2 separate regions of the Homo sapiens genome follow, and region 1 is linked to region 2. The links are chromatin loops, found by intact Hi-C in ENCODE. Cell type or tissue: B cell. All regions are shown on one strand. Each heading gives the region's core, and the rest is flanking DNA. Links, peaks and the distances in the headings are about the cores only.

What was found. Hi-C counts contacts between places; a loop is a spot of excess contacts. Peaks named below come from ENCODE experiments on the same cell type or tissue, not always from the same donor. Only the 100,000 strongest peaks of a DNase experiment are listed, where the experiment ranks them.
Region 1: a loop joins it to region 2, with 10 times the contacts of the local background. A loop is called at or near these places in 3 of 110 quality-filtered maps.

Annotation. Positions count from the first base shown.
Region 1 is chr10:74,121,133-74,132,203 of GRCh38, forward strand. AP3M1 (adaptor related protein complex 3 subunit mu 1) reads right to left here. Exons shown (of 9, transcript NM_012095.6): 5 at 8,775-8,860; 6 at 7,976-8,109; 7 at 5,016-5,223; 8 at 3,248-3,392; 9 at 1-2,778. The coding sequence ends at 2,678. It also overlaps a transcript of VCL not described here. Among named protein-coding and RNA genes, the nearest start is that of AP3M1, 24 kb to the right of the region's middle. In B cell, for the core only: a CTCF peak has its summit at 6,129 (motif pointing right); a DNase peak (open chromatin) is centred at 6,109.
Region 2 is chr10:74,209,200-74,220,270 of GRCh38, forward strand. The region is part of intron 2 of ADK (adenosine kinase); the gene reads left to right. Among named protein-coding and RNA genes, the nearest start is that of ADK, 64 kb to the left of the region's middle. In B cell, for the core only: a CTCF peak has its summit at 4,573; a DNase peak (open chromatin) is centred at 4,552; H3K27ac peaks cover 2,692 bases.

The DNA of each region.
Region 1 (11,071 bases), core at 3,780-7,779, 87 kb before region 2:
GTTAAGGGAAAGGCCAAGGCTGCTACTGAATTAGCAGTTTCTAAAACTGTCTTGTTTTTGCCATTTACCATATGTTCACTGGTGCTGCCTTCCTGCTGTAGTATAATCATTTTCTCAAATCAGTTGCCTCTCAGGACAAGATCAGCATTTTCCTAGGGTCCTTCTGTAGCACCACTTAAGGAATGAACCTATCACAGGAACTCCCTTTGAATAAAATGATGGTGACTCCCACACGCAGGAAAGAATCATTTACTTCATTTGCTCTTGATATACTCCCTTATGAATTTAGAACAAGTGATCCAGGATTAGCTGTAACTCTGTGCTTGAAAAATATTTTACTACTACTAAGTATTCAGAAATCTTTGTTATCAGTAGGTGGTGGTAGTGATAGGGAAGGGAGCTTTGATCACTAATCTCTCAGACTGTGGCCAGAATGGTGATGCTTAAGCCAAGTATGAATGGCTATTAACATACTGAGGTTAGGGAAGGAGTACTGAGAAGTGCTTTGCAGCAACACTCGCAGCTTGTGTGATGATGCAGAAGAAAATCTGATCATGTTCACCCTGCTTTGACAATGAGCCTTGCCCATTGGAGAATGTTCAATCAATAGTAGACCTAAAAAAAATCAACTTGTTGCTTTCATCTTTTTATTGATAGCACAGCCAGAGCTACCAAAATGATTTACTGGATTCTAGCAAATTAATAAATACAGTAATTTGATTGTAAAAGGAAACATTCTACTTGGACATTTTAGTAGAAATTGCTAGAGGGAAGGAGCTCCTGGCGTACATTCTACTTGGATAGAAGAGAAGATAGCACAGGAGGAGAACTGGACAGTCCAGGTATAGATTGTTGAGATTAGGGATTCAGCAGAAAGCAAAGCAAATGTTCTCATTGTTCTTTTGAGGTACGAACTCTGAAGAGTCAAGACATTAAAAATAAAAAGCAATTGAACCGGGTAGCCAAACTTAGGCAAAAGGAATAAATATTTGGCAACATTTTGACTTTAACTGCCAATCTGAGATTAGTTTCTTCAGAAATTTGGAAGCTGCAAAACGTTGCCTTTCTTATTCCATGAAAGGCAGGGCAGGCAAAGGTAAGAAAACTGCTGAGTGGGCTCCTTGTACCAGCACCAACCAGCAGCCCTTGACAGCATAGATGGGATGAGTGTAAGGGCTATCCTTAGCATAAGGGAAAGACGGTTATAAGCTGAGAAGATTGAAAGAAGAATGGAGCCACAAAGAGAATAGCATAAATAACAAGAAGGAAACATGAAGAACAAGCACTTAAGATATTAACTTTCAGTCTTTCTCCATTTCTTGATGTCTAATGAGGCAAAATAACTGGGCAAGGACCACCAAGATGAAGAAGTTAAATAAAATGTCACAATGAAATTGAGTGCAATAATACAACTGTTGACTGACTTTCCAAAACCACGGTGATCGGTAGAGTATCATCAATGTTACCGAGGATTTTGTTTCTGCCTCATTATAACTCACTTCCATGTATTTTGTCAGTATAGTACGTATATTTAAGCACTCCAGTGACAATTATGACAATAGTTTCTGGAAGAAATCTATGACTATAGCTTTGGGAAGCACACAATATGAAAAGGGAATTTCCCCTAAAGACAAGGAATGCAGACAAATTCAAACCCTTAAGAACAACAACAAAAAAGATTTAAAAAGACTGATGACTGTGAGGCAGGCACATTTTCCTCCTTTTGCTGAACTGGGGCATGAGGCATTTAGGTTAACCATGGCTTAACTGGTGTTGGGTAAGCTTTATATTATAAAACATGAAGATGGCAAAGGTTTCACTTAAGTTTTTCTTTTACTACTTTAATTTGCTTAAAAGCACAAATGCTTGTGCTTGCAGTAACTTCCTAAAAGCAGAAGTAATGTTCCCTTTTACTACCTTAATAAAGCATTTGCCCCTTTGATACAAATGATTTTTTTACTGTGCTAACAGCTGAACCAGTGGCACAAAATTGAGATGGTATTTACTGCAGCAAGGTCCCTGTAAATCAAATTCTAAGCTTTACATAAAAATCTTATTTATAAAAAATACAATACCAAGTACAGTGAGAATGGAGCATGGAGCAGCAGTGCTCCCTGCCAGGGCCATGTGGAAGTGGCTTTTGCTACAGTGCTTGCTTAATGGCACAAGTGAAAAGCTGAATAAGGCAAACACTTGAAGAGGCAGTTTTCTGTAAACTTCTGGGGGTGGGGGGAATTTCCTCTCGGGACAGATACTGGTTTGGGATGGCTAAGATCAGAAGGTGTGATATTTGGCTGCACCTGACACATCACAGATTTAAGATAGCTTCTGCTGGATGAGACCAGTTAACTCTTTTAGGAGAGAGGTTATCACTACAGCTTTCTGCCTTTACTGTTACAATGTGCAGCCGCCAGATGGTATCCTCCTATGGAAAAAAATCACCTCCAAAATCTTCCTAAGTGAAAAGATACAAAATAAGCTAAGTCACTAAAAGGTTTCCTTAGCTTAAAGCTCCTTAAGAATCCTACATTGATAACTAAGTAACTTTGTTAGCGGTGTGTAGCTAGACACAAATGCTTTAACTAGAATATGTATTCCCACTCACTTGGTACCTAATAGTGATACATCGTAATGACACTTGGAAAACAAACTGGTCCTGAGGAATTTTGGCCTCTTCTCATGTCCTCACTTGGAACTTTCCAGCTTTCGTGACGTATTTGACTCCTTTAAATGGCTTATATTTCTCCCCATACATGTCCAAACGGTTTACTTTTAAGCCTGTATCAAAAAGAATGAAAAAGAATAAATTATCATCATCCCAACCAATATAATGTTAGCAATGAGCGCTATATGGTAAATCTGACATTAACCAGTGTCCCTTCCACCATTTGGAAGAAATGTCTCTTCTATCATTTACAAATTATTGCACTTTGATGGTATGGTTTTGGTTAAGATTCCCACACAGGCAGGGAATGTCTGTGAAGTATAATTCTACTTTCTGTGAATATGAATAACTCTCTTTTTGGTGCTTAAATGAGGGCGGAGGTGAGGGGAAGCTGTTTGAAATAAGGTGCTCTGAAAAATCATTTGGTCGGTGCCTGTGAGACTGCCCCACCAAGCACAGTATAAAAGGCAAATGGGCTACTGCTCTTTCTAGAGAAGGAAACTTTTGTTACTCTTCTAAATGCCTAATAAATGAGCTTGCAAAACTCAATTACCCTTAACTACAAGTCAACCTTATCCTTACCTGAAATAGCAAGCTGCTGGATCTTAAACTGTATGTTGAGGCTCGGATTCTCTTCTGGTTTGGGGGCTCCAGACTGTAAATTTACCAGTCCTTTAAGACTTGGGAGCTTTTGTGGAGTAATTTTTCCCACATCCCATGTTAGTACCTTAAAAAGACAAAAAATGAAAAACAAATAGAACCATTTATTAAAGACAAACCCTCAAAAACAAAGTTCAAAGATATCATAAACTTCTGTACAAACTGAAGTGCAGTCTCTTGAAAACAAGAGATCTGGCATCTACAGTGAGTTTACCTCTGATTAATTCTGTGACTTTGAATGGGGAGTGAGAGCAGAGAATCTACATTTGTTGAGCATTTTCTTTTGTATTAGCACCGTGCTTAGCATTATTCATATGTTGTCTCATTGAGGGCTGTGAAGTAGCTTTTGTCTTCTATTTACAAATGAGGAAATTAAAGCTCAGAGGACATTAAGGCTCAGAGATCAAATGACTCGCTCAAGGTCACATAGTTAGTCAGAGGTAAGGCTGGGATTTGAACCTAAGGCCCTCTGATTTCAAATGTTCTCCATCATAACCATCTTCACTTTTCTCTGGGCCTGTTTCTTTTTCTTTTTTTTTTGAGACAGAGTTTCACTCTTGTTGCCTAGGATGGAGTGCAATGGTGCAATCTTGGCTCACCACAAACTCTGCCTCCCAGGTTCAAGCGATGCTCCTGCCTCAGCCTCCCAAGCAGCTGGGATACAGGCATGCGCCACCATGCCCAGCTAATTTTGTAGTTTTAGTAGAGATGGGGTTTCTCCATGTTGGTCAGGCTGGTCTCGAACTCCTGACCTCAGGTGATCCACCCACCTCGGCCTCCCAAAGTGCTGGGATTACAGGCGTAAGCCACTGCGCCCAGCCTCTGTTTATTTTTCTGTAAAATAATTAGATTGACTTAAGATGGTGTTTTTAAAACTTTTAGCTGTGAAACCCATTGTTCAAATGAAATCTTCGGTGTGAAGGCTCAACAGCAGATGAGAAAGAAAGCAAAGCTGTCATAGTTGAAGCTGTGGTAAAGGGCCAGGAATCTGAAGCTCCCTTTCTCAGCCCTGTGTGGTCTCCAGGAGGAGGTTCTTTGAATCCTTACAACTGTATTAAATAATCTTTAACATTCTATGATGTTATTCAAAAAACATGTCTTTTCATTTATCAGGTAGCTCAATGACTCTGCTATTGAAAACAATCATATTTACCAGCTAATCAGGAAGCTGAGAGAAAATCATCTGCTACAGTTTCTCTGAAAACCCTCTGTTACACAAAAATTTAAGTAGAGTGAGGAAGCAACTTTCCTAGCCCTGTGAAAGAGTATGAAATAATGCTTTTAAATTATAAAGGAAGAAAAAGGTCTTAGTGATCAATTTATATAGAAAACTTAGTAATTCATAGACCATCATAATATCTTCTTCAATCTACATAATGTTTTCTCTTTTTAAAAAAGCTTTTACTTCTTTCTTATTAGATAGCAGAGTCAGGCTCTGGATTAATAATGGATGAGTGAAGGCACACTCTGAAAAAGGACAGAATGACACATTTTTCTGTTCATCTACTCAGTAGCAGCTGCAGGATTCCTTCTGCAGCCAGTGGCAGAAGCACAGCACAGTATGCTCTCTAGGTTTTGATACGAACTTTAGTTTTAAACAAGGTGCCAAACCTTTCCCTCCATTCCTCCCCACAAATCACAAAATAGATTGCAGAAACACTTGCTCACTCTTGATTTGAAGTGGCTGTACCTTGGTGACTGGATCAAATGTATAGCTGCCTTGTGTGGGTGTCAGGTTCATGTTCAGCACAACTTTTGGCATGTGAACTGTCACTGTAATTCCTTCAATAGTTTTCCCCATATTCTGCTTTGGTCCAATTGTTATATCAAATCTGCCGCAAGAACTGTTCTCCTTAAAGCTGATACTATGTTTCACATACACTGGTATTGCCACTAGACTAAAAAGAGAAACAGAGAAAGATACAAAAGCACAAACACAATTAATGGTGTGGGGAGAGCTCCAGAGGTATCCTGAAAACCTCTGTCCAGAGTATCCTACCCTGCCTTTAACTCCACAATAAGGTACTACAGAGTTGGCTCTCTGTAGCCACAGTTCTGCATCCTTGAATTTGACCAGCTGAGGATTGAAAATATTATTTCACAAAATTGGCCAGGCGTGGTGGCTCATGCCTGTAATCCCAGCACTTTGGGAGGCCGAGACCAGGGTTGGGAGGGGATCACCTGAGGTCAGGAGTTTGAGACCAGCCTGGCCAACATGATGAAACCTCGTCTCTACAAAAATTAGCTAGGGCTGGGCGCGGTGGCTCACACCTGTAATCTCAGTACTTTGGGAGGCTGAGGTGAGGAGTTCAAGACCAGCCTGGCCAACATGGTGAAACCTCGTCTCTACTAAAAATACAAAAATTAGCTGGGTGTGGTGGCTCATGCCTGTAGTCCCAGCTATTTGGAAGCCTGAGGCAGGAGAATCGCTTGAACCTGGGAAGCGGAGATTGCAGTGAGCTGAGATCGTGCCACTGCACTCCAGCCTGGGCAAAGGAGCGAGACGCCATCTCAAAAAAAAAAAAAAAAAAAAAAAAAAAAAAAGTAAAAAATAACAATATAACTACAATAAAAATAAAAAGTCAACATGGTATAACAATTATTTACACAGTGTTTACAGTGTACTATCACAAGTAACTTGGAGATGATTTAAAGTATACAGGAGGATGTGCATAGGTTATATGCAAATACTACACCATTTTATGTAAGGGACTCGAGCATCTGCTGATTTTTGCAACCAGTCCTCCAAGGATACCAAGATGGCAGTACCTCTAGAACTGCAGATTCAGTATCTACACAAGGGGGAGCTGAGTACAGCATAATGTTCTTGTACCACTGTGCTGGGAACTGTATACAAATCAAGACAGAAATCTGAAGTTTAATAACAGTATAAACAATTGGGGTGGCTGGGTGCAGTGGCTCACACCTGTAATCCCAGCACTTTGGGAGGCCAAGGCAGGCAGATCACTGGAGGTCAGGAGTTTGAGACCAGCCTGGCCAACATGGTGAAATCCCCTCTCTAATAAAAAAAAAAAATAACAAAAAACAAAAATTAGCTGGGCGCGGTGGCAGGTGCCTGTAATCCCAGCTACTTGGGAGGCTGAGGCAGGAGAATCGCTTGAACCCAGGAGGTAGAGGTTGCAGTGAGCCAAGATCACACCATTGCACTCCAGCCTGGGTGACAATAGTGAAACTCCGTCTCAAAACAAACAAACAAAACAAAATAACATAAAACAAACAAACAAAAACAATTGGGGCAAATGGCCCTAGTTTAAAATGAATTATGATCCCACTGAAAAATAATGTAAAATATGTTTTATATAAATGAAAACAGTTCCTATGTGATAAGAGCCAAGAAACAGGCCAGGCACGGTGGCTCACGCCTGTAATCCCAGCACTTTGGGAGGCTGAGGTGGGCAGATCACCTGAGGTCTGGAGTTCGAGACCAGTCTGACCAACATGGAATAACCCCGCCTCTACTAAAAACACAAAATTAGCCGGGTGTGGTGGTGCATGCCTGTAATCCCAGCTACTTGGGAGGCCGAGGCAGGAGAATCACTTGAACCCTGGAGGTGGAGGTTGCAGTAAGCCGAGATTTCACCATTGCACTCCAGCCTGAGCAACAAGAGCCAAACTCCGGCTTAAAAAAAAAAAAAAAAAAAAAAAAGGAAAAGAAAAGAGCCGAGAAATAATTTCTCTGTTTTTGAGTTCTGTCATGATGTTACTCAAATAACTTTTGGTATTTTCAAGAAACAAACTACCTATAACTCCGATCCCCAATGCTAAATTTTTTTTTTTTTTGAGATGGAGTTTTACCCTGTTGGCCAGGCTGTAGTGCAGTGGTGTGATCTGTCACTGCAACCTCTGCCTTCCAGGTTCAAGTGATTCTCATGCCTCAGCCTCCTAAGTAGTTGAGATTATATAGGCACACGCTACCACGCCTGGCTAATTTTGTGTTTTTAGTAGAGACAGGGTTTCACCATGTTGACCAGACTGGTCTAGAACTCTTGACCCCAAGTGATCTGCCCACATTGGCCTCCCAAAGTGTTGGGATTACAGGAGTGAACCACTGCACCCGGCCCCTCAATGCTAAACAGTTCCTTAAAAACTCAACGCAGAGAAGACGTACTTGAAGCAGGTAAATTGGGGAATGTCCTCACGAACTACAGGTAGGTCTGTCTCCTTGTTGGCCACAAACTCTACAGACTATGGTAAGATTATGGCAATGGTTCATGGTTTTGCCCAGGTTATGCATGGTCCGTTTTGCTCTGCTTGCAAAGTACTCAGCTTTCAGAAGCAGAGCAAAATGGACCATGCATAACCTGAGCAAAGAACCAGTGCCATAATTTGACCATGCATAACCTTGCAAAGGACCGGTACCACAATTTTTGCCCAGGTTATGTATGGTTTGCTTGTTCTTGGCTATAGATTTTACTCTAGTCTCACTTAGTACCACTCTACACTCATACATTCAAAGTATACGGATTATTTTAGGTGCGTATTTTCACCCGTTCTCACTGGGTCTCCTGGTGAGCTATGGTTAAAGTGAGCAGTGATGACCTCAAGTACTCAACTTTCAGAAAGAAACAGGGAAAGGTGAGTTGTACTTGATATGTATGATGGCAGATTCTGGCTGATGCATCAACATACTTTTGTGAGCTGACACGGTATGATATGAGTCGGAAATTTCCATCTGGAGGAATAAATGACAAAACTCTTTCAGATTCCCAACGCTTGAACCGGATGCAGGGGTGAAAGCTGACATCATCCAGAAGCCTAGGGTTCTGCCAGAAAAACAGAAGACAGTCGTTCATAGACTATAATGAATATGGGAACTGTACTCAGATACCTTGACAAATATGTTCCCTGAAGATAAAGCAGTCATGGAAGAGTTTATGACCACATCTACACAACCTTATAGTTTCATAATGCTTTAAAGTTTGTAAATATTTTATGTACATTATTTTATTTGAATTTCAATAACTATAAAGGAGAAAAGGCAAGTAGTATTATTTCCCTTTAACAGATTAAAAAACTGAGGTTCAGAGGACTTAAGGTCAGAGCAAACTGGTGACAACACCAGAAGTCAGTTCTCTTAATTGTTCCTAGCAGTATATCATGCTGACTCTAAAATGATACAAAAGACCAGTGTCCTTTCATATCAGCAAAGCAAATAATTATTCAGTAAAAATGATACTGGATATTTGCAGAAGCCAGCCAGCCAATTTTAAGCCCCTTCTAGCACACTCAGGCAAAGACCTCCCTTAGTCTTTCCACAAAGACCACGCTCATCATGTAAGCGACTGTCTTAGGAAACTCTGCTAGGAATATTTCTGAGATAATCCTTTGCAATCTAAGATGCAAACTTATCTCAATATTTATCATTTCATTTAGTACTTCACATGTATTAGGCATTCAAGGGGCTATAAAACAGGAGAATAAAACTTACCATGAAAGAAAGGGAGAGATCAGGCATTCCAGATAGTTTAATGCAAGCATCAATGACCCCCTGAATTTCTGCAAAGACTGTAGATCCTGAAGAAAGAAAAAAAAAAGGAAGATAACATCAATGGAATATGAGTCTTCACTAGACCTATCACTGTATCTTTTTATTTTTATTTATTGTTTTTAGAGACAGAGTCTTGCTCTGTTGCCAAGGTTGGAGTGCAGTTGTATGATCATAGCTCACTGCAGCCTCACTCCTGGGCTCAAGTAATCCTCCTGCCCTAGCCTCCCAAATAGCTGGGAATATAGGTGCGTGCCATGACACCTAGCCCAACAATCACTACATCTAGAACAATAGAGATACCCTCTGGGTGTCAGATTAACTGAAGCTTTACATCTCTATTAACAGGTCAGGGGACAAGGTCCATACTTAACTCTGGCTGGAATATAATAATAATTCTTTTATTTTTAAGAGATAAAGTCTGACTAGCTAGTCCCAGCTGGTCCCCAGAGTAACTGAGACTACAGGTATGCCACTGTAGAATATAATTTTTTTTTTTTTGAGACAGGGTCTTGCTCTGTCACCCAGGCTGGAGCGTAGTGGTGCTATGATAGCCAGCCTCAACCTCCTGGGCTCAAGCAATCCTCCCACCTCAGCCTCCCAAGCAGCTGGTACTACAGGCATGCACCTCCACGCCTGGCTAATTTTTGTATTTTTTTTGTAGAGACAGGGTCTTGTTATGTTGCCCAGGCTGGTCTCAAACTTCTGGGCTCAAGCAATCCGCCTACCTTAGCTTCCCAAAGTGCTGGGATTACAGGTGTGAGCTACCATACCCAGCCAGAATATGCTAATTCTAAGGAAAATTAAACTGTTTCCTTTATGGAGCCAACCCTGTAAGATGACTGGATATGAGTTTAAAACATTTGGCAGGACGCAGTGGCTCATGCCTGTAATCCTAGCACTTAGGGAGGCTGACGTGGGTAGATTATCTGAGCTCAGGAGTTTGGGACCAGCCTGGGCAACATGGCAAAACCCCGTTTCTACTAAAAATACAAAAAATTAGCCAGGCGTGGTGGTGTGTGCGTGTAGTCCCAGCTACTTGGGAGGCTGAGGCAGGAGAATCGCTTGAACGTAGAAGGCGGAGGTTGCAGTGAGCTGAAACCACAACACTGCACTACAGCCTGGGCGACAATGTGAGACTCTGTCTCAAAAACAAAATAAAACAAACCAACCAAAACCATTTTCAATAGAATTTTATTTTTTTTTAATTTTTTTTTTGAGACGGAGTCTTGCTCTGTCACCCAGGCTGGATGGAGTGCAGTGGCGCTATCTGGGCTCACTGCAAGCTCTGTCTCCCGGGTTCACGCCATTCTCCTGCCTCAGTCTCTCGAGTAGCTGGGACTACAGGCGCCTGCCACCACACCCAGCTAATTTTTTGTATTTTTAGTAGAGATGGGGTTTCACTGTGTTAGCCAGGATGGTCTGGATCTCCTAACCTCGTGATCCACCCGCCTCAGCCTCCTAAAGTGCTGGGATTACAGGTGTGAGCCACCGCGCCCGGCTTCAATAGAATTTTAAAATGTGGCAAGTGTATTATGAAATGGACTAAGTTAACTTTTAAGAAATAGGATCCATAATAGAAAGATATCTCTTTTTTTTTAAGAGACAGGGTCTCCCTCTGCCATCCAGGCTGGAGTACAGTGGTGTGAACATAGTTCACCACAGCATTGAACTCCTGGGCTCAAGCAATCCTCCTGCCTCAGCCTTCTGAATAGGTAGGATTAAGGAAGCCATGCCTAGCTAATCTTTTAAATTTTTGATAGATATGGGGTCTTGCTATGTTGCCTAGGCTGGTCTTGAACTCCTGGGCTCAAGTGATCTTCCTGCCTAAGCCTCCCAAAGTGCTGGGATTACAGGTGTGAGCCACCGTGCCTGGCAAAAATCTATTATTCTATAAGATGGAATGTTATAATGAAAAGGGGACTCATGGAAGAGAAGATATTGACTATAATTCACAATAAGCCATCATTACATATTAACAAGTTGTGTGACCTGGAACAGTTCACTTAACCCTTCTGGGCTTTCCTTATGTGTAAAATAAATGTAAAGGAAGGACTAGATTTTTTTTCTTTTTTCTTTTTTTGTTTTTTTAGAGATGGAGTCTCACTCTGTCACCCAGGCTGGAGTGCAGTGGTGCAATCTTGGCTCACTGCAACCTCTGCCTCCCAGGGTCAAGCAATTCTCCTGCCTCAGCCTCCCAAGTAGCTGGGTTTACAGGCGCCTGCCACCACGCCCAGCTA
Region 2 (11,071 bases), core at 2,560-6,559:
ACTCAAGGTTGAAGGGAGAGCTCTCCTGCCTTTACATTCCTTCTGTCATGTGAGGACACAGTGTTCCTCCCCTCTGGAGGATGCAGCAACAAGGTTCCATGTTAGAAGCAGAGAAAAGCCTCGCCAGACACCAATCTTGCTGGTGCCTTAACCGTGGATTTCCCAGCCTCCAGGAATGTGAGAAATATATTTCTATTGTTTACAAATTACCCCAAACAAAATAAGAAAAATAAAACAACAACAAAACATAAGTAAGTAAATAAATAAATAGCCTGGTCTGTGGTATTTTTGTTATAGCAGCACAAGGGGACCAAGACATATACCAAATGAATGAGATATATACTGATTAGTATCTTACACTGTGAAAGTGAGTTCTAATTGTCAAAATTCATTTGATAAAATATTTTTCTGATTCTGATTTTTTTTTTTTTAGAGACAAGTTTTTCTGTTTCCCAGACTGGAGTGCAGTAGCACAATCATAGCCTAGTCACTCACTGCAGCCTCAAACTCCTGTCCCTCCCACCAAAAAAAGAATTGAAAGTTATTAGGAACACCTGTGGCAGAAAGTACATTATTGAAAAGAATCTTTTCTAGTAAACTGTAGGGACACAGTGGGCATGAGGGGATAGGAAATGTGGAACATATGAATACCTCCAGTTGAGCCCTGGTCTGTAATTATGGAGGTATGTATTAATAGGGATGAAAAAGGCAGGGAAGGAATGTGTAAGGTAGGTTTGCCTTGGTTTTTCCTGACACTAGATAAATATGAAAGTAAGAGGAATGAGAGAATGAATGAAATGGTAATTGAGAAAGGAAAACCATCAGTAGAAATGAAAATACTCAGTTTTGGCTGGGCGCGGTGGCTCACACCTGTAATCCCAGCACTTTGGGAGGCCGAGGTGAACGGATCACCTGAGGTCAGGAGTTAGAGACCAGCCTGGCTAACAAGGTGAAACCCCATCTCTATTGAAAATAAAAAATTAGCTGGGTGTGGTGGCACACGCCTGCAGTCCCAGCTACTCAGGAGGCTGAGGCAGGAGAATCGCTTGAACCCAGGAGCGGAGGTTGCAGTGAACCGAGATTGCGCCACTGCACTCCAGCCTGGGCGACAGAGTGAGACTCCATCTCAGGAAAAAAAAAAAAAAAAAAAAATAGAAAATACTCAGTTTTATGACAGGAGTAGTTGAGGAGACGTGTTTTTCTTACAGATCTAAACCTTTAATAAACATACAAACCTTACATGAGTTTTTATTAATCTGAGTATGCATGAAAGATGTTACTTAATGTTCAAACCTAAAATGCCCGAAGTAGCTGGCTGTGGTGGTGCTTGCCTGTAGTGCCAGCTACTTGGGAGGCTTTAGCTGTAGTGCATCATGATTATGCCTGTGAATAGCCACTGCACTCCATCCTAGGCAATATAGTGAGACCCTGTCTCTAAAAATTAAAAAAAGGAAAATGCTCAAAGTAATTGGCCATAAATTTTAGTGCTGATTATTCAGTGCCAATAATTTACAACTGAATTATTTCTATAAATAAAAATTTATTTCTTCTACAAATGGGTGTATGTTAGCTTTGAAAGTGAAAAAAATATTTAGTGTCAAGTGAGACTGCATGTGTTAGGTTAAAAGCTAGACATTTAATTGTTTTGCTTTAAAATGAATTGTAAACTGCTCTGACACTTTTGTAGTTAATTTTTTTTTTCTTTGAGATGAAGTTTCACTGTCGCTCAGGCTGGAGTGCAGTGGCATGATCTCAGCTCACTGCAACCTCTGCCTCCCGGGTTCAAGCTATTCTTATGCCTCAGTCTCCTGAGTAGCTGAGATTACAGGCATGTGCCACCATGCCTGGCTAATTTTTGTATTTTTAATACAGACGGGGTTTCACCATGTTGACCAGGCTGGTCTTTAACTCCTGACCTCAAGTGATCCACCCACCTCAGCCTCCCAAAGTGCTGGGATTACAGGTGTGAGCTACCGTGCCCGGTCTTTTAATTAATTCTTTATAAAGCTATTGCCATATTTTTTTCTACAGCTTTCAACATTATGTTTTGTATATTTAGGTCTTTAATTGACCTGAATATTCTGTCTGGGATTTTGTTTAGTATTTATGGATTAATTTGGAAAAAAGAGATCTTTACCAACAAATTTTCTTATCCTTACAAATATTTCTTTCTGTATTTTAGGTATTCTTCTATTATCTTTTAATAACATGTAAAATTTAAATACATTTAATATGGGTTACAAAATGGTTAGGCTGATTTTTTTAAAAAACGTATACATCTTATGGTAGTGATCATTTGCTAAATCTGTTAGATTCAAAAATTCTAAAAGTAAATGCTTTTTAGAAAAAAATTCAGACCATGTAGAAGTCAATAAAGTACAAATGAAATCTGGGGTCAGTATCTTTGCAGCAGTGTGTGCTGTCCACTAGAATGTTTCATGATTATGGAAATGTTGTGTATCTGTGCTATCCAACATGGTAACCACTAGTCACATTTGGCTTTGATCATTTGAAGTGTGGCTAGTGCAACTGATGAATTTCAACATTTTATTTCATGTTAATTAAATTTTAATAGATATAATTAGCATATATGATATTAACCAGTACAGCTTAGGTTTATTGTAAAATTTTACATTTCTTTTTATATGTTTATATTTTTTAAAGGTATCTTCAAAAAAAGTTGTATCTATTGTGTATATGATATATTTTTCTACAACATATTCTAGATTATTGGTGGTGTTTGGAAATGCTTCTTAAGTTTGAATATTTTCTCTTATTTGACTACCTTGTGACCTACATTAACAGATAGTCTTTGGTTATTCTGCTTCTCTCCTTCAAAATTCTAAATTCTTAGAATTTGAAATAAACTGCTATTTGAATCTTTATGTCATTTCACATATTGAGTGATTGGTCCTGAGTTGCTCTGGGGCTTCCTCAAAAAACAACCTAAATTATGGATACTAAATGAACACAGACTACTTTCCTTCATTTTGCCCAAATAGATGCTGTTCTTTGGGTTCTTTGATGTTCAAACTTAACTTTGAATATTGAAGGAAATGGTACTTCTAAGGATAAGTAAACATAGATTCTTTTTTAACAGTTCATTTCACAGCTCAACACACACTTTTTGGAGCATATGTTTTATGGTTACTCTTTTGCCAAATACTGGGAATACAATATTAAATAACTGTTTTGCCTTTAAGCAGCTTGTAATCTAATTGAGGAGACAGATGTGGAAAGAAATCACTTACTTCTTCACAGTGGCATTATAGAATAGAGGTTAAGAGTGTGCTCTGGAGCTGTGTGACCTTGGTTATCTATGGAAGCTCAGTTTCCTTGTGAGTAAAATAAGGTTATTAGGGTTCTTGTGAGGATTGAATGAGATTATTTGAATGTTTGGCATATGTTAGCTAATATTACTGGCTACTGAGCTTGAAATCTCTCGTGCCTCTATTATTGGCAATGGAGAGCACTTGAGAGATTTAAGCAGGCAGATGACATGGTTGGATTCATATTTTAGGATTATGTGAATTGCTTTGTCTGTAGTGGATCAATAGATTTGAGGAGGCTATAGTGATAAACCTGTTGCGAGATGATGACTTGATCACTTTAGTTATGATAGAATGGTTGGGAAGAGAGTGCAGTAATACTTTTCGTGTTATCAAGGTAAGACTTGATTGATTTAATGAAGAGGGTAAAAGGAGTTAGAGATAACATTTGAATTTTTGGTTTTGGTGACTGATGGTGGTATTTACAAATGAGTTAGGGAGTATAGGAGGAGGATATGGAAGAGGGGCTTGAAAGATTGAATTGAGTTTTGTTCAAGCTTGAGATGACTATGATATCCAGGCAGGCATATTCAGGAGACAGTTGGATTTATGTTTTTGGTGGGTAGAAGAGTCATGGCTGGACTCCTTTTGTTTCTGGAGACAGGGTCTTGCTGTGTTGCCCAGTCTGGAGTGCAGTGAGTGGTGCTGTCATGCCTCCCTGTAGCCTCCCAGGCTTAAGCGATTCTCTTACCTCAGCCTCCCGAGTAGCTGGGACTACAGGCATGTGCCCTACCATGCCCAGCTAATTAAAAAAAAATTTGTTTTTTAGAGATGGGTCTCACTATGTTGCCCAGGCTGGTCTTGGAATCCTCTGACCTCATTCTCTCAAAGTGCTGGGATTACACATGTGAGCTACAGTGCCTTGCCTGGACTCTTTAATTGTATTTAATTTTACATAGTTTGACGCAATATTATTCAATAAATGGTAGCTATTACTAGCACTATTTTTATTATTATGTGGCTGGTATTTAAAGCAACCAGTAGATGAAACTTTCTAAAAAAAAAGAAAGAGTAAAAAGTAAAAGGAGTGGGCTGGAAGCTAGAACATTTAATAGATGGATAGATAAAGAATGAGTATAGAATGAGATTAAGAAAAAGCAGAACTAAGACAAGCTCTGATGAAGTATGATGAGTTTATATAAGAATAGTCAATAATACCTGATGCAACAGAGATATCTAGTAAAGTAATGCCTAAAAGGGTCCCCTGTATTTGAATGGGATGTCAGTGGCGCCCTCTGCCAGGCAAATCACAGTGCAAATATGGAGACAGAAGCCAGAAATAAAATGTATTAGCAAATAAATGGGAGGTTGATATAACATGGGCCGGTTTTGCTGATGTGACCCAAGAGCTAAGCAGTGATATCAATATCTTCCAATTCCAAATTTTAAAATGTCCTTTAATAAAATATGTGGCTAGTCATTTTGAACAATTATCAGTAAAATTTTTAAAATAAAAAGCATAAGAAAAATTAAGAATACAAAGAGTATAGTTCTATTTTAGGTATTTAGGTTTAAATCTAGTTTAATTCTTTCAGCTTTCTCTAATTGAGTTTTAATCCTCGTTTACTTTGCTAATGAGATTTAAAAATATTATTTTCATAAACCTTGTAACTTTTTGCTTTTTTATTCTAACCCTGTGATTTACTCTTAATCTATTTCTTTATAAGCTTCTTAAATTTCAGTCCAGCTTTAGTCTCAAACATTGTTGTAGTGATTAATGGTTTTGCCCCCCCATTTTCTTCCTTTGTAATATATTTTAATCAACTTTTTTTTAAATTGGAAGAGCCAATTAAATATGTTGTTTAAAATCTTGCCATATCCACACTGTCTACCTGATTGGTTTTGCCAATTCTGTAAAACTTTACTTGATACTGTTGGGATTCTTTGGACTATGTGGCAATATTTGTAGATTTATAGAAATTTTACTGATTTAATTCTTGGAAGGCAATTTTAGTTCCAAGTATTTATAGAATATTTTATTGTCATCTGCTATGTACCAAGTCTTAACTTGACATTAACTGTGCAACATTAGGCATGGCACCTCTCTTATGACTGTCCTATTTCAGAACTTCACAGTCTGTTCCTGCGCCTTTCAAGGCACTAAGCTCTGTGCTATGCTGATCTTCAGAGGAGGAGCACATTTGAATAAAAAGTGTTTGTTTCAGTCTCATTAAAAGGCTCTTATAAAAGTTATGAACATTTAAAAGTGCCCTTTCCTCCCTTTTTGAGCTAATTGAATTCTTCATTTTATAGGGGTAGAAGATTCCAGGAAGAGGGGGCAGGGATGAGTATTTATCATAATTGTTAAATAATGCGCTGGACACTTTTTGTGTAATGTTATTTGATCTGGATAGCAACCCTGTGACATAGGCAGGTTTATCCTCATTAGAGAAATTAAGTGGCTTGCCCAGTTCAGAAAACAAGTTAATGTCAGAATCAGGATGATATTGCAGGTTTTTTGATTTGTATCTAGTGATTTTTTTCACTCAGTTGTTCTCTTTGTAGGGGCTAGAGGCAGAATAAAGAGGCCCCTTCCCTGTGCTCCCTCTTGCTTCCCCGTCTTCTATTCTTTGGAGTGTATGTCATTTTTCTCCAGTAATTTAGGGCAGAAAAAAATGTTGAGGACTACCACTGTACCATTTTGTTGTCTCTGATTTTTAGGAACTATGTTCATGGTAAGAATTGATTATAAAAGAATACCTATCTATGCCATTAGAAAACAAAACATCCAAAATATAGGCTGTGCTTTGCATCATTCTATGAAAGCCATGGTGGGAAGTTGGGTTATAGCTTTCTACTAAGTTGAAAGTAGGCTCTGTCGCCTAGGTTGGAGTGCAGTGGCACAATCTTGGCTCACTTACAACCTCCATCTCCCAGGTTCAAGTGATTCTCCTGCCTCAGCCTCCCCAGTAGCTGGGACCACAGGCGCCTGCCACCACGCCTGGCTAATTTTTGTATTTTTAGTAGAGATGGGGTTTTGCTGATGGGGTTTCGCTGTGTTGGCCAGGCTGGTCTCAAACTCCTGACCTCAAGTGATCTGCCTGCCTTGGCCTCCCAAAGTGCTGGGATTATAAGCATGAGCCACTGCGCCCAGCTAATGATTTTTAATAACTTTATATAATACTGATAAATCACTCTTTTTTTTTTTTTTTTTTAAGACAGAGTCTTGCTCTGTCACCCAGGCTAGAGTGCAGTGGCTCGATCTCGGCTCACTGCAAGCTCTGCCTCCTGGGTTCACCCCATTCTCCTGCCTCAGCCTCCCAAGCAGCTGGGACTACAATGCCTGGCTAATTTTTTTGTATTTTTTTTAGTAGAGACGGGGTTTCACCATGTTAACCAGGATGGTCTCGATCTCCTGACCTTGTGATCCGCCCGTCTCGGCCTCCCAAAGTGCTGGGATTACAGGCGTGAGCCACCGCGCCTGGCCTAAATCACTCTTTTTAGTGGACTCTAAATACCACTGTGATTTGATACCCCTTTTATTCATTTATAAAAATACATAAACAGCTTCCTTTTTTGATGTTTAAAAATTTTATAGTCCTTTCTGTCTTGAATTTGCATTTCTGTTATACTTTTCACACCAGATTCTATTCTTATATGATGTATTTTATGCATAAGTTATATTTTGCCTGTAACATGCATACATTATGAAGGTAGTATATTTTTATGCATTACAGTCTTTCATGCATATTGATTACCCTATTATATGTCTTTGCAGCCAGCCAAAATGTGTAAATTTTAAAATATCTCTTAGTCATTAAATTGTAATTAGCACACGGTAAAATAACAAATGTATTAAAATGTTGCTAAATTATTTTTTATTTATTAAAAAAATTTTTTTTCTCCTTCTCTGCCTTCAAAATGTTGCTTCTCTGCCTTCAAAATGTTGGTACATTATTAAACAGAAGAAAATAGGCCAGGTGCAGTGGCTCGCACCTGTAATCCTAGTACTTTGGGAGGACAAGGTGGGCGGATCACTTGAGGTGAGGAGTTGGTGACCAGCCTGGCCAACGTGGTGAAACTTCGTTTCTACTTAAAATACGAAAATTAGCCGGGCGTGGGGGTGCATGCCTGTAGTCCCAGCTATTTTGGGGACTGAGGCACGAGAATTGCTTGAACCCAGCAGGCAGAGGTTGCGGTGAGCCACAATCATGCCACTGTACTTCAGCCTGGGTGACAGAGTGAAACTCTGTCTCAAAAAAAAAAATAAAAAAAAAAAAGTTTCACAGACAAAATATGAATCATTCCTTGTTTAACACTTAAAAGGTTTTTATACTCAGGCAATAGAATAGTGTATAGTTTCATTCACAATAGGTGAGGAGTATGTCATCCTTTTTATATTAATAAAAAGTGAGAGGAGCCCAGATGGCCGAATAGGAACAGCTCCGGTCTACAGCTCCCAGCGTGAGCGATGCAGAAGACGGGTGATTTCTGCATTTCCATCTGAGGTACTGGGTTCATCTCACTAGAGAGTGCCAGACAGTGGGCGCAGGTCAGTGCGTGCAGCGCACCGTGCATGAGCCGAAGCAGGGCGAGGCATTGCCTCACTCGGGAAGCACAAGGGGTCAGGGAGTTCCCTTTCCTAGTCAAAGAAAGGGGTGACAGATGGCACCTGGAAAATCGGGTCATTCCCACCCGAATACTGCACTTTTCCGACGGGCTTAAAAAACGGCACACCAGGAGATTATATCCTGCACCTGGCTCGGAGGGTCCTACGCCCACGGAGTCTTGCTGATTGCTAGCACAGCAGTCTCAGATCAAACTGCAAGGCGGCAGCGAGGCTGGGAGAGGGGCGCCCGCCATTGCCCAGGCTTGCTTAGCTAAACAAAGCAGCCGGGAAGCTCCAACTGGGTGGAGCCCACCACAGCTCAAGGAGGCCTTCCTGCCTCTGTAGGTTGCACCTCTGGGGGCAGGGCACAGACAAACAAAAAGACAGCAGTAACCTCTGCAGACTTATATGTCCCTGTCTGACAGCTTTGAAGAGAGCAGTGGTTCTCCCAGCACGCAGCTGGAGATCTGAGAACGGGCAGACTGCCTCCTCAAGTGGGTCCCTGACCCCTGACCCCTGAGCAGCCTAACTGGGAGGCACCCCCCAGTAGGAGCAGACTGACAACTCACATGGCCGGGTACTCCTCTGAGACAAAACTTCCAGAGGAACGATCAGACAGCAGCATTCGCGGTTCACGAAAAACCACTGTTCTGCAGCCACCGCTGCTGATACCCAGGCAAACAGGGTCTGGAGTGGACCTCTAGCAAACTCCAACAGACCTGCAGCTGAGGGTCCTGTCTGTTAGAAGGAAAACTAACAAACAGAAAGGACATCCACACCAAAAACCCATCTGTACATCACCATCATCAAAGACCAAAAGTAGATAAAACCACAAAGATGGGGAAAAAACAGAGCAGAAAAACTGGAAACTCTAAAAAGCAGAGCACCTCTCCTCCTCCAAAGGATCGCAGTTCCTCACCAGCAATGGAACAAAGCTGGACGGAGAATGACTTTGACGAGTTGAAAGAAGAAGGCTTCAGACGATCAAACTACGAGCTACGGGAGGAAATTCAAACCAAAGGCAAAGAAGTTAAAAACTTTGAAAAAAATTTAAACGAATGTATAACTAGAATAACCAATACAGAGAAGTGCTTAAAGGAGCTGATGGAGCTGAAAGCCAAGGCCCGAGAACTACGTGAAGAATGCAGAAGCCTCAGGAGCCGATGTGATCAACTGGAAGAAAGGGTATCAGCAATGGAAGATGAAATGAGTGAAATGAAGCGAGAAGGGAAGTTTAGAGAAAAAAGAATAAAAAGAAACAATCAAAGCTTCCAAGAAATATGGGACTATGTGAAAAGACCAAATCTACGTCTGATTGGTGTACCTGAAAGTGACGGGGAGAATGGAACCAAGTTGGAAAACACTCTGCAGGATATTATCCAGGAGAACTTCTGCAATCTAGCAAGGCAGCCAACATTCAGATTCAGGAAATACAGAGAACGCCACAAAGATACTCCTTGAGAAGACCAACACCAAGACACATAATTGTCAGATTCACCAAAGTTGAAATGAAGGAAAAAATGTTAAGGGCAGCCAGAGAGAAAGGTCGGGTTACCCACAAAGGGAAGCCCATCAGACTAACAGCGGATCTCTCGGCAAAAACTCTACAAGCCAGAAGAGAGTGGGGGCCAATATTCAACATTCTTAAAGAAAAGAATTTTCAACACAGAATTTCATATCCAGCCGAACTAAGCTTCATAAGTGAAGGAGAAATAAAATACTTTACAGACAAGCAAATGCTAAGAGATTTTGTCACCACCAGGCCTGCCCTAAAAGAGCTCCTGAAGGAAGCACTAAACAAGGAAAGGAACAACCGGTACCAGCTGCTGCAAAATCATGCCAAAATGTAAAGACCATCAAGACTAGGAAGAAACTGCATCAACTAACGAGCAAAATAACCAGCTAACATCATAATGACAGGTTCAAATTCACACATAACAATATTAACTTTAAATGTAAATGGACTAAATGCTCCAATTAAAAGACACAGACTGGCAAATTGGATAAAGAGTCAAGACCCATCAGTGTGTTGTATTCAGGAAACTCATCTCACATGCAGAGACACACATAGGCTCAAAATAAAAGGATGGAGGAAGATCTACCAAGCGAATGGAAAACAAAAAAAGGCAGGGCTTGCAATCCTAGTCTCTGATAAAACAGACTTTAAACCAACAAAGATCAAAAGAGACAAAGAAGGCCATTACATAATGGTAAAGGGATCAATTCAACAAGAAGAGCTAACTATCCTAAATATATATGCACCCAATACAGAAGCACCCAGATTCATAAAGCAAGTCCTGAGTGACCTACAAAGAGACTTAGACTCCCACACATTAATAATGGGAGACTTTAACACCCCACTATCAACATTAGACAGATCAATGAGACAGAAAGTCAACAAGGATACCCAGGAATTGAACTCAGCTCTGCACCAAGCAGACCTAATAGACATCTACAGAACTCTCCACCGCAAATCAATAGAATATACATTTTTTTCAGCACCACACCACACCTATTCCAAAATTGAACACATAGTTGGAAGTAAAGCTCTCCTCAGCAAATGTAAAAGAACAGAAATTATAACAAACTGTCTCTCAGACCACAGTGCAATCAAACTAGAACTCAGGATTAAGAAACTCACTCAAAACCGCTCAACTACATGGAAACTGAACAACCTGCTCCTGAATGACTACTGGGTACATAACGAAATGAAGGCAGAAATAAAGATGTTCTTTGAAACCAACGAGAACAAAGACACAACATACCAGAATCTCTGGGACACATTCAAAATAGTGTGTAGAGGGAAATTTATAGCACTAAATGCCCACAAGAGAAAGCAGGAAAGATCCAAAATTTACACCCTAACATCACAATTAAAAGAACTAGAAAAGCAAGAGCAAACACATTCAAAAGCTAGCAGAAGGCAAGAAATAACTAAAATCAGAGCAGAACTGAAGGAAATAGAGACACAAAAAACCGTTCAAAAAATTAATGAATCCAGGAGCTGGTTTTTTGAAAGGATCAACAAAATTGATAGACCACTAGCAAGACTAATAAAGAAAAAAAGAAAGAAGAATCAAATAGACGCAATAAAAAATGATAAAGGGGATATCACCACTGATCCCACAGAAATACAAACTACCATCAGAGAATACTACAAATACCTCTACGCAAATAAAGTAGAAAATCTAGA